Regions from separate parts of the Homo sapiens genome. Here region 2 is linked to region 1. A link is a loop called in an ENCODE intact Hi-C map of the cell type or tissue named here. Cell type or tissue: Calu3. All regions are shown on one strand. Links, peaks and the distances in the headings refer to the core of each region. The heading gives the core; the rest is flanking DNA. Region 1 overlaps LINC02112 (long intergenic non-protein coding RNA 2112). Region 2 has its middle 110 kb from the start of LINC02112.

The links. Hi-C counts contacts between places; a loop is a spot of excess contacts. Peaks named below come from ENCODE experiments on the same cell type or tissue, not always from the same donor. Only the 100,000 strongest peaks of a DNase experiment are listed, where the experiment ranks them.
Region 2: it touches region 1 in a loop (5-fold over the local background); 1 of 110 quality-filtered maps calls a loop at or near these places.

What each region holds. Positions count from the first base shown.
Region 1 is chr5:9,896,143-9,901,524 of GRCh38, reverse strand. The region is part of intron 2 of LINC02112 (long intergenic non-protein coding RNA 2112); the gene reads left to right. It also overlaps a transcript of TAS2R1 not described here. Among named protein-coding and RNA genes, the nearest start is that of LINC02112, 5.0 kb to the left of the region's middle. In Calu3, for the core only: CTCF peaks have their summits at 2,785 and 2,991 (motif pointing left); a DNase peak (open chromatin) is centred at 3,004.
Region 2 is chr5:10,014,154-10,019,535 of GRCh38, reverse strand. No RefSeq gene overlaps it. Among named protein-coding and RNA genes, the nearest start is that of LINC02112, 110 kb to the right of the region's middle. In Calu3, for the core only: no CTCF peak of the experiment used is centred there; a DNase peak (open chromatin) is centred at 2,775.

The sequences.
Region 1 (5,382 bases), core at 82-5,081:
AGAGCTTCTACATTCAGACTACAATTCTTTCAATATTTTTTTCTTATTGTTTCCTGGCTTCTACTGTCCCCTCTGGCCACATTGTTTTCCAGAAGAATGAACGCCCCTGTGCATACCTAAACTTTTGGCCATGCCCTCTTTTCTAGGCTGATGGTTTTCTCTCAGCCCAAACAGGTTCTCTGGTAGCTTAGTCTCACCAGAGTCGCTTTCTGTAAGAAGTCTTATTTCATCTTTACTTTGTCCCCTACAATCTCTAGCAATTCCTTTTTTCTGCTGCTACATCATCTCTAGACTGTGACATTCATTTGTATTGAGCTGTTTGCCACCTTTCACAGCCATTTGTTCTGGTGTTTAAGTCAAGTTCAGGATCAAAGCTCCTGGAGAGATGCCTACCCTTCTCTGTGGTCTTCTCAGGGTCCAACCCAGGGCCCTAATGGGAGGCACTAGTACCTATTTACTGAGTGAGTGAAGGGTACAAAGCAAAGCAGCTGCGAATCTGAGCCAAGGTATTGTGTCCTCCGAGGACGACTAGTGCAAACAGAGACACGCTTCTCAGACAGGGTCTGTTCCTGATCAACTGCTCTGTTGCGGCTGAATGCAACCAGCATTATTCTTCCCCACGCAAATTAAATCCGTTTGAGCAGGAGGCCGAGGCGGGCGGATCACGAGGTCAGGAGATCGAGACCATCCTGCCTAACACGGTGAAACCCCGTCTCTACTAAAAATACAAAAAAAAATTAGCCGGGCATGGTGGCAGGTGCCTGTAGTCCCAGCTGCTCGGGAGGCTGAGGCAGGAGAATGGCATGAACCCGGGACGCGGAGCTTGCAGTGAGCCGAGATCACGCCACTGCACTCCAGCCTGGGCGACAGAGCCAGACTCCGTCTAAAAAAAAAAAAAAAAAAAAACCATTTGAGCAAGTGTATCTTAGACTATAGAGTGATATCCTATACATAATGAAACATATAACTCTGGCTTGTGTAAATCGACTGTACTCTGCCCCACTGGCGGGATGTTTCTGTGTTTAAGCTTTCTTGAATGCAGTGCTGCATTTGATACTGAAACAAAATGAAATCTTTTCTTGTATTTTCAAGCATGAACATTTAATCCATAAGAGAAGAAATTCAGTAAGTTAATGAATATAGGGTAAAATATTAAATCTTACTGGTGGCTGAAATCATGCAAATTTTAGTAGCTAACATCTGTGGAAAGGATAGTGTTTGTCAGAGGTGGTTCTAAGAACATGTCATGAATTAACTAATCAAATCATCACCATGATGCTGTTGAAATGGCCTCATTATCATTATAATCTCCATTTGATCAATGAGGATCTGATGGGTGGTAAGTTGTGAAGCTTGTGTATAAAACTAAGACATTTAGTTTCAGAGAGAGAACATATCTGTACCCAGTATACAATTCTGCCTCTCTGAATTCTGCCTACTTCTGTCTTGCATGACTGCCCTTATGAAACTAAACATTTCCTTACCATATGACCAAGCGAATGCACTTTTGGGCATTTATCTTAGAGAAATGGAGACTTATCTTCACTCCAAATATTGTATGATTCAGCTTTATTTGTAATAGAAAAAAACTGGGAACAACCAAATCGATTGATTCATTTGGGGACCGGACCACAGGCTGGGAACCACCTTCTAATGATGTAATCACCAACTGGACTCCATTGGGACATCTCAACTTTGTTGCTCAAATAGAGGTTCTGTAAGATTATAAGGCAATTATGTGTCTTTTCTAGACCATTAAGCAGGGAGAAAAAAAGCACTTTAAAGAGGGCACTGTTTTCATATCTATTTACATAGAGTCTAGTTTTTGTCTTCTTGTGAGAGGCTGCTTATTTGAAATTTTCACCTTTAGCTATTTTTTTTTTTTTTTTAGACAGAGTCTTGCTCTGTTGCCCAGGCTGGAGTGCAGTGGCGCGATCTGGGCTTACTGCAACCTCCACCTCCCGGGTTCAAGCAATTCTTCTGCCTCAGCCTCCCGAGTAGCTGGGATTACAGGCACCTGCCACCACACCCAGCTAATTTTTGTATTTTTAGTAGAGATGGGGTTTCACCATATTGGTTAGGCTGGTCTTGAACTCCTGACCTCAGGTGATCTGCCCACCTCAGCTTCCCAAAGTGCTGGGATTATAGGTATGAGCTACCACACTCGGCCACCTTTAGCTATTTTGCTGTCTTGTGTTCAAATTGAGAGGGAAAGAAGTTCCCCTTGGTATACTATTTCAGAAAACTTGGGCTGTATAAGAGAGAGTGGAATGGAGAAATGAAGACAGTAGTCACTCCTGTCCCTCTGAACTCCTCTGGTGGTCATACATCCTGAGTGCCGACTCCATCCTTAAGCTCATACTGTTGTCTGTCTATAATTTTCCTCTAAAATATTTTAGTATAGATGGTGTAAAATATTTATATGTGTGGGCTAGTTTCACTCTATGTCCTAAGGGTGGTTAGTTGGCATTTATAGTGTCCAAAAGAGAAATACACATTCCAATGGTAGGCACGGTTAGCATTTTAAAGATAGCCAACAAGAATTCGCAGTTCCATGTCCACTTCCCGTCTTCAACGACCTCCATCTGTAAATGTCTGCACTAGATAATTGTTAATTAGCATGAGGATTATTGCAGATAAGTTTTATTGAAAGAAATGGGTGGTGCGCATGATCGTTGGAATATTGTGGGTTGGTTAATCCCTGTCCAGGCCCCTCTGCCTGTCTGTGGACAGGGGTGCAGGAATCTGGAGGGCCCAGCTGCTACATGTTCTCCTTTAGAGTATTGCCCTTCATCTAGGGCTCTCTGTTGTTTTGCTTCCTGCCTCTTAATTGGGAATTCTGTGTCCTGATCATGCAAGGGACTTGAGGAGTTTCTAAGTGGCCAAGACCTGGGACCTTGCAGAGTTTCTAGGAACAGATTGTTTCATGACTGCTTGCCAAGAAACATTGATTTCTGTGGCAGAATTCTGTCTGTAACCTGCTTTCATGGTGATGTGCCATCTGGTGGTGGCAAAGCCATGTGCGAGAGGCCTCAGTGTTCTTTCTCATAACTAGAGGCCAGCAGGAATAGGCCTAGCTTAGGGAAGGTCTCAAAACCACGTACACACGGCTTCTACCTCGTCCCTCTCTCTTAAAGAATTTCCTCTGATCTTGGAGCCAGGAGATGAGGAGGCTTTGTGAGGATAAGATTAGATTATTGTGCCATAAAATTGGAAGTACTTTAAAATCTGGGCCCCTTTGTATTTGGGAATTCTGTACTTCCTACTCAGTAATTTACTGTCACATTTTCCCCACTGATAATAGGAGGAGACACACTTAAGGATGTATATTTTTCAAAGATGGTTATTTTGGAGCTTAAACAGTGTTAGATTATCGTGAACAATTATTAGGCAAGGAAAATTAGCCCACTTAATTAACCTAAGATATGTATTAATAGTTTAAAGCTTAGTCATTAGGAACACAAGGATGCGTTGGGAACAGTAACAGTCTTACTTAGAATTCCGAAGTGAGTCCCCGTGTCATTAGAAAATACATTGTTATGAAATTCGGAGGATTAATTAAAGTTAAAATTTGAGGGACTGTATTGAAGATGCGTCCTTGGCTCATGTTTCCTCTTTAAGTGTTGTGTTTATATATCAATCTAAAACAGAAAATGTGTTCTTTAATCTGCAGGCTCTTAGTAATTTTATCTTTCTCTTCAGATAAATTGTTTGGTTGCTTTCATCATCTTCCTAGTACATTTTGAACTGCTTAGTCTACCAAAGTAGAAGAATCATGCTTAATAAAACCAAATGACTTCTTCTTTCAAATGTTAATTCAGCAAAAAGAAAAAAGAAAGAACCCTCCCAAGAATGGGAATGTATGATCTCATAAAAGTTGTCTTTAGGCAAAGATATAATACATGCCTACTTTGTCATTTCAGGAAAGTTATTGAAGTCAAAAACAGCCAGTGCCTAAGTTCTGGGTATAGACGTGCGGTTAGCCTAAACTTACACACACAGTAGTGGATTGTTAACTTGAACACACCAGTTGCAAATCTAGGTGTTTTTGTTTGTTTTTTGTTTTTTTGTTTTTTGAGATGGAGTCTTGCTCTGTCACCCAGACTGGAGTGCAGCGGCGTGATCTCGGCTCACTGCAACCTCTGCCTCCTGGGTTCAAGTGATTCTCCTGCCTCAGACTCCCGAGTAGCTGGGATTACAGGCATGCGCCACCACGCCCAGCTAATTTTTGTATTTTTAGTAGAGACGGGGTTTCACCATATTGGCCAGGCTGGTCTGGAACTCCTGACCTTGTGATCTACCCACCTTGGCCTCCCAAAGTGCTGGGATTATAGGCATGAGCCACCGTGCCCAGCCATATCTAGCTGTTATTTTGTTTTGTTTTGTTTTAAGAAAACCTCATGTTACATCCCTTTAAATAATTAGCTGGAGGAAAAGTTAAGATCATCCTTAGTCTTCTGGGTAAGTAGCCATTTTTCCTGGTGCCCTAGAAATTACATAACACAGATGTTTTCATGGTAAAATGCTTGAGTGCAGAGGCTAAGAGACTTGCCTCTCTGAACCATCGACATTCATTCTCTTCTCCTGGATGACTTCTTGGGGATCGGAGCCAAATTGTTGTCTCCCTTCTTAGCCCCAAAGTTGTCATGCACACAGTAGATGCAGAAGCAGTGGGTGCATTTAGCAAGTCCTGCTGTGTTCATGGGATTGGATTTATTGCTTGGGGAGATACAAAATAATTAACTAGTGTGGCAAATGAGGTCCTTGCCTTGCAAGGACTTAGAATATAGGCATGAAGTGTTAAGACCTAAACAACATTGCCAAACAGGCATGGCAAAGTGGATAAAGTCTAGCGTGATTTCTTTAGCCCTTGTTTTTGGGGCACAAAGTAAAGCCATTAGGTGAGGAATACTTTCCATAGAAAGTGTTCTTCAAGTGGAAATGATCTTCAAGTGGCTGAACCCTGAGGGAGGTCTAGAATTTGGGTCGGCGGTTTGGGTCGGCGGTTAGAGAAGGGAGGACAAGTAACAGAGACAAGGCTCGCAGAGCTTCAGCCCGTCTGGAGAATAATGATGGATACGTTTTCTAAACTGACCTAAACCAATTAGGTTCTTTTTGGTATAAAATGTAGCCTCCAAAAAATGAAAGGTGGCTGAGGTTTAGCCATTCTCCTGTAACCTCAAATGCCAGTTTAAAGAAAGCCAGTCCCAAACCAAATTCTGCTACCCATATGGACATTTACTAAACAAATACTATTAGCAAAAGACACGAGAGATAATCCAACCAGTTCTGTAAGATTCGTGAAGTCCCAGTTCTCTGTGTTTTGTGGTCACCCTCTGATAGGCAGAAACCTCTCACCTTGGTGGCTAGACCCAAGTTGCC
Region 2 (5,382 bases), core at 179-5,178, 120 kb before region 1:
TTTGATTCACTTGATGTTTCAATACACTCAACATGCAATGAGAGGGTCACTATGCAGAAATGGCTTTGTGTATTTTGTGAAAACGTATTTCCTTGCCAAGGAGTTTTGCCAAAAAGTTAATCTTAATGCCAAGAAATATTACTGGCGAAATGAAAAAATGTGACATTCTATCCTTTGGGAGGGAACCTCAGAGACACTTTTTCAAGATACTTGAAGGTAATACCAGGTATTATTAGAGCAAACAATTGATTAATTTTGCAGCATTCATATCAGAAAACTACTATTTTTGTTTGTTTGTTTGTTTTTTTGAGATGGAATCTCACTCTGTCACCCAAGCTGGAGTGCCGTGGTGCAATCATAGGTCACTGCAGCTTCGATCTCCTGGACTAAGGCAATCCTCCCACCTCAGCCTCCCAAGTAGCTGGGACCACTAGAGCCTGCCACCATGCCCAGCTAATTAAAAAAATATATTTGTAGAGACAGGGTCTCCCTATGTTGCCCAGGCTGGTCTTGAACTCCCGGGTTCAAGCAATCCTCCAGTTGACCTCCCAAAGTGCTAAGATTACAGGCAGGAGCCATCATGCCTGGCCAGAAACTACTATGTTAAATAAGTCTTCTTTATAATAAAGTTGGAATTTCATGTAAGTGACTCATTAGAATGACTCAACTACTTGAGACTCCTTTCCCATGACTAAACTACAAGATAAGAAGAGTATATCTTATATTTCCAAATCTTCCTTCCCACGTCTCCCAGTTCCCATGCTAACGGGTATCTGCAAATTGGCTTGAAAGTTGAGGGAATGGAGGAAGGGTCAAGGATTGAAGGAGAAAAAATCTCCTTGGGAAAGTTTAAAATAAATTAAGTAGATCTGATTAGTAAAAGAAGACAGCTGCATTTCAAGAAGATGTTAAATGTTCTGTACAAATCATTTTATGTTGATTAAATGGTACGCTGTAATTTCTTTTCTAAATTGAATGGGCTACAGTGAAAAATGGTATTTGGCCCACCCTGCACAATAACTTTTCTCTGAAGACCTTTACTGTGAATTGAAAATTTTAAATTGGATGAGGAAACAACAATGCATGATGTTGCTTAGCAACTACTATATGTCTGTTCATAACAGAGACTCCAAATGGATAAGCTTTGGGTCACTTTGACAGACCAAATAAACTAATTACCTGAGGCAACATTAAATGAATTTCTACAAGCTGAACTTGTGCCAATGTCATTTTATTCATATATTTGTGCGAAGAAGAGAGGTTTTCATGATTGCAGAGGTTCATGACTTGAGTTACAGTTCTTGAATCAGTTGTACCCTGGGTGGCTAATAGAAGTGACTTTGGTGACGGTGGTGACCGGAGGTCAGGAACTGGGCAGGCTTCCAGCTGCAGATGGGTCAGTTTGGCCTTCACACTTGTCCAGTGATTTTGGGAGATATAGATTGCCTCCCAAGAGCAGAGGTAGGTGAGGGCTTTCCTTCTCATCCTCCATCACCTTATTACCAAGTGTTGACAAAGAAAGCAAGTCTTAGAATGAATTCTGCCCACCTCATTGCCAAAAAGCTTTGTTTAATAAGGAAGCAGAAAACCTGTCTTGGGAGCCCAGCGAAGTTTCCACTCTCTGTCCGTAGCCTCTTTGAAAGTTAAAGCACGCAGCAGAATTCTTAGCAATTCTGTGGAATCCAAAGACTTAATGTCATCATAGGCCTGGTGTTAGACTGCTAGTGAGACTTTTGTGCCCTGGCCATGCCTGAGCACAGGTGCCTGGAAAATATTTCTAGCCAATTCAGATACCTTGAAACCATTCATTTTACTAACAAAAAATTATTTCTAGCAAAACAAACTCTCTGATTCAGAGTGTAATAGTTGAATAGCTCTTGGTTGAATAGTTCTAGGTTGTCGACTTCTGAAAGGATCTTTCAAATACTAAGGAATTGCTCCAAGAGGGTAGATTCTTGATTGAGGCATGTACAATATTAACTCCCTACTCCCAGGTTGTGGATTAAAATGGATTTACACATGCTTGTGTATTTTGTTGAGTCTAAGATGCCATCACCTGTTTGCATAGTTTGCAAACATTTTCTCCCATTCTATAGGTTGTTTCTTTACTCAATTCATAGTTTCTTTTGCAGTGAAGAATCTCTTTAGGTTAATTAGAACCCATTCATCAATTTTTGTTTTTGTTATAATTTCTTTCAGCATCTTTGTCATGAAATCTTTGCCAAGTCCTATATTCAGAATGGTATTTCCTAGGTTATCTTCCTGGGTTTTTATAGTTTTAGGTTTTACATTTAAGTCTTTAATCCATCTTGAGTTTATTTTTGTATGTGGTGTAAGAAAGAGGTCCATTTCAGAGTTCCAAGATGGCCATATAGCAACAGCTCTGGTCTGCAGTTCCCAGCGAGATCAACACAGAAGAAGGGTGATTTCTGCATTTCCAACTGAGGTACCTGGTTCATCTCATTGGGACTGGTTGGACAGTGGGTGCAGCCCATGGAGGGCGAGCTGAAGCAGGGCAGTGTGTCACCTCACCCAGGAAGTGCAAGGGGTCAGGGTATTACCCTTTCCTAGCCAAGGGAAGCTGTGACAGTCTGTACCTGGAGGAATGGTACACTCCTGTCCAAATACTATGCTTTTCCCACAGTCTTCACAACCGGCAGACCAGGAAATTCCCTCCTGTGCCTGGCTCGGTGGGTCCCAGCCCCACGGTGCCTTGCTCACTGCTAGCGCAGCAGTATGACATCAACCTGCAATGCTGCTGCTTGGCGGGGGGAGGGGCATCCACCATTGCTGAGGCTTGAGTAGGCGGTTTTGTGCTCACAGTGTAAACAAAGAGGCCAGGAAGCTCAAACTGGGTGGAGCCCACCACAGCTCAGCAAGACCTACTGCCTTGCTGTAGACTCCATCTCTGTGGGCAGGGCATATCAGAACAAAAGGCAGCAGACAGCTTCGGCAGACCTAAACGTCCCTGTCTGACAGCTCTGAAGAGAGCAGTGGTTCTCCCAGCATGGGATTTGAGCTCTGAGAATGGACAGACTGCCTCCTCAAGTAGATCCCTGACCCCCATGTAGCCTGACTGGGAGACACCTCCCAGTAGAGGCTGACAGACACCTCACACAGGCAGGTGCCCCTCTGGGATGAAGCTTCCAGAGGAAGGACCAGGCAGAAATATTTGCTGTTCTGCATCCTCTGCTGGTGACACCCAGGCAAACAGGGTCTGGAGTGGACCTCCAGCTAACTCCAACAGACCTGCAGCTGAGGGGCCCGACTGTTAGAAGGAAAACTAACAAACAGAAAGGAATAGCATCAGCATCAACAAAAAGCACATCTACACCAAAACCCCATCTGTAGGTCACCATCATCAAAGACCAAAGGTAGATGAAACCACAAAGATGGGGAGAAACCAGAGCAGAAAAGCTGAAAATTCCAAAAACCAGAGTGCCTCTTCTCCTCCAAAGGATCACAGCTACTGGTCAGCAAAGGAACAAAACTGGATAGAGAATGAGATTGATGAGTTGACAGAAGTAGGCTTCAGAAGGTTGGTAATAACAAACTTCTCCAAGCTAAAGGAGCATGTTCCAACCTATAGCAAGGAAGTTAAAAACCTTGAAAAAAGGTTAGACAAATGGCTAACTAGAATAAACAATGTGGAGAAGACCTTAAATGACCTGCTGGAGCTGAAAACCACAGCACAAGAACTTCGTGACGCATGCACAAGCTTCAGTAGCTGACTCGATCAAGTAGAAGAAAGGATATCAGTAATTGAAGATCAAATTAATGAAATAAAGTGACAAGACAAGATTAGAGAAAAAGGAGTGAAAAGAAATGAACAAAGCCTCCAAGAAATATGGGACTATATGAAAAGACCAAATCTATGTTTGATTGGTCTTCCTGAAAGTGATGGGGAGAATGGATCCAAATTAGAAAACACTCTTCAGGGTATTATCCAGGAGAAATTCCCCAACCTAGCAAGACAAGCCAACATTCAAGTTTAGGAAATACAGAGAACACCAGAAAGATATTTCTTGAGTAGAGCAACCTGAAGGCACACAATTGTCAGATTCACCAAGGTTGAAATGAAGGAAAAAATGTTAAGGGCAGCCAGAGAGAAAGGTCGGGTTACCCACAAAGGGAAGCCCATCAGACTAACAGCAGATCTCTCTGAAGAAACTCTACAAGCCAGAAGAGAGTGGGGGCCAATATTCAACATTCTGAAAGAAAGAATTTTCAACCCAGAATTTCATATCCAGCCAAACTAAGCTTCATAGTGAAGGAGAAATAAAATCCTTTACAGACAAGCAAATACTGAGAGATTTTGTCAGCACCAGACCTGCCTTACAAGAGCTCCTGAAGGAAGCACTAAACGTGGAAATGAACAACCAGTACCAGACACTGCAAAAACATACCAAATTGTGAAGACCATTGACACTATGAAGAAACTGGATCAATTAATGGGCAAAATAACCAGCTAACATCATAATGACAAGATCAAATTCACACATAACAATATTAACCTTAAATGTAAATGGGCTAAATGCCCCCAATTAAAAGACATATACTGGCAAATTGGATAAAGAGTCAAGACCCATCAGAGTGCTGTATTCCGGAGACCCATCTCATGTGCAAAGACACACATAGGCTCAAAATAAAGGGAATGAGGAAGATCAACCAAGCAAATGGAAAGCAAATAAAGCAGGGGTTGCAATCCTAGTCTCTGATAAAACAGACTTTAAACCAACAAAGATCAAAAGAGACAAAGGAGGCCATTACATTATGGTAAAGGGATCAATTCAACAAGAAGAGTGAACTATCCTAAATATATATGTATCCAATACAGGAGCACCCAGATTCATAAAGCAAGTCCTTAGAGACCTACAAAGAGACTTAGACTCCCACACAATAATAATGGGAGACTTTAACACCCCACTGTCAATATTAGACAGATCAACAAGACAGAAGGTTAACAAGGATATCCAGGACTTGAACTCAGCTCTGTACCAAGCAGACCTAATAAACATCTACAGAACTCTCCATCCCAAATCAACAGAATATACATTCATCTCAGCACCACATCGCACTTATTCTAAAATTGACCACATAGTTAGAAGTAAAGCACTCCTCAGCAAATGCAAAAGAACAGAAATCACAACAAACTGTCTCTCAGACCACAGTGCAATCAAATTAGAACGCAGGATTAAGAAACTCACTCAAAACCGTTCAAGTACATGCAAACAGAACAACCTGCTCCTGAATGACTACTGGGTAAATAATGAAATGAAGGCAGAAATAAAGATGTTCTTTGAAACCCGTGAGAACAAAGACACAACATACCAGAATCTCTGGGACACATTTAAAGCAGTGTGTAGAGGGATATTTATAGCA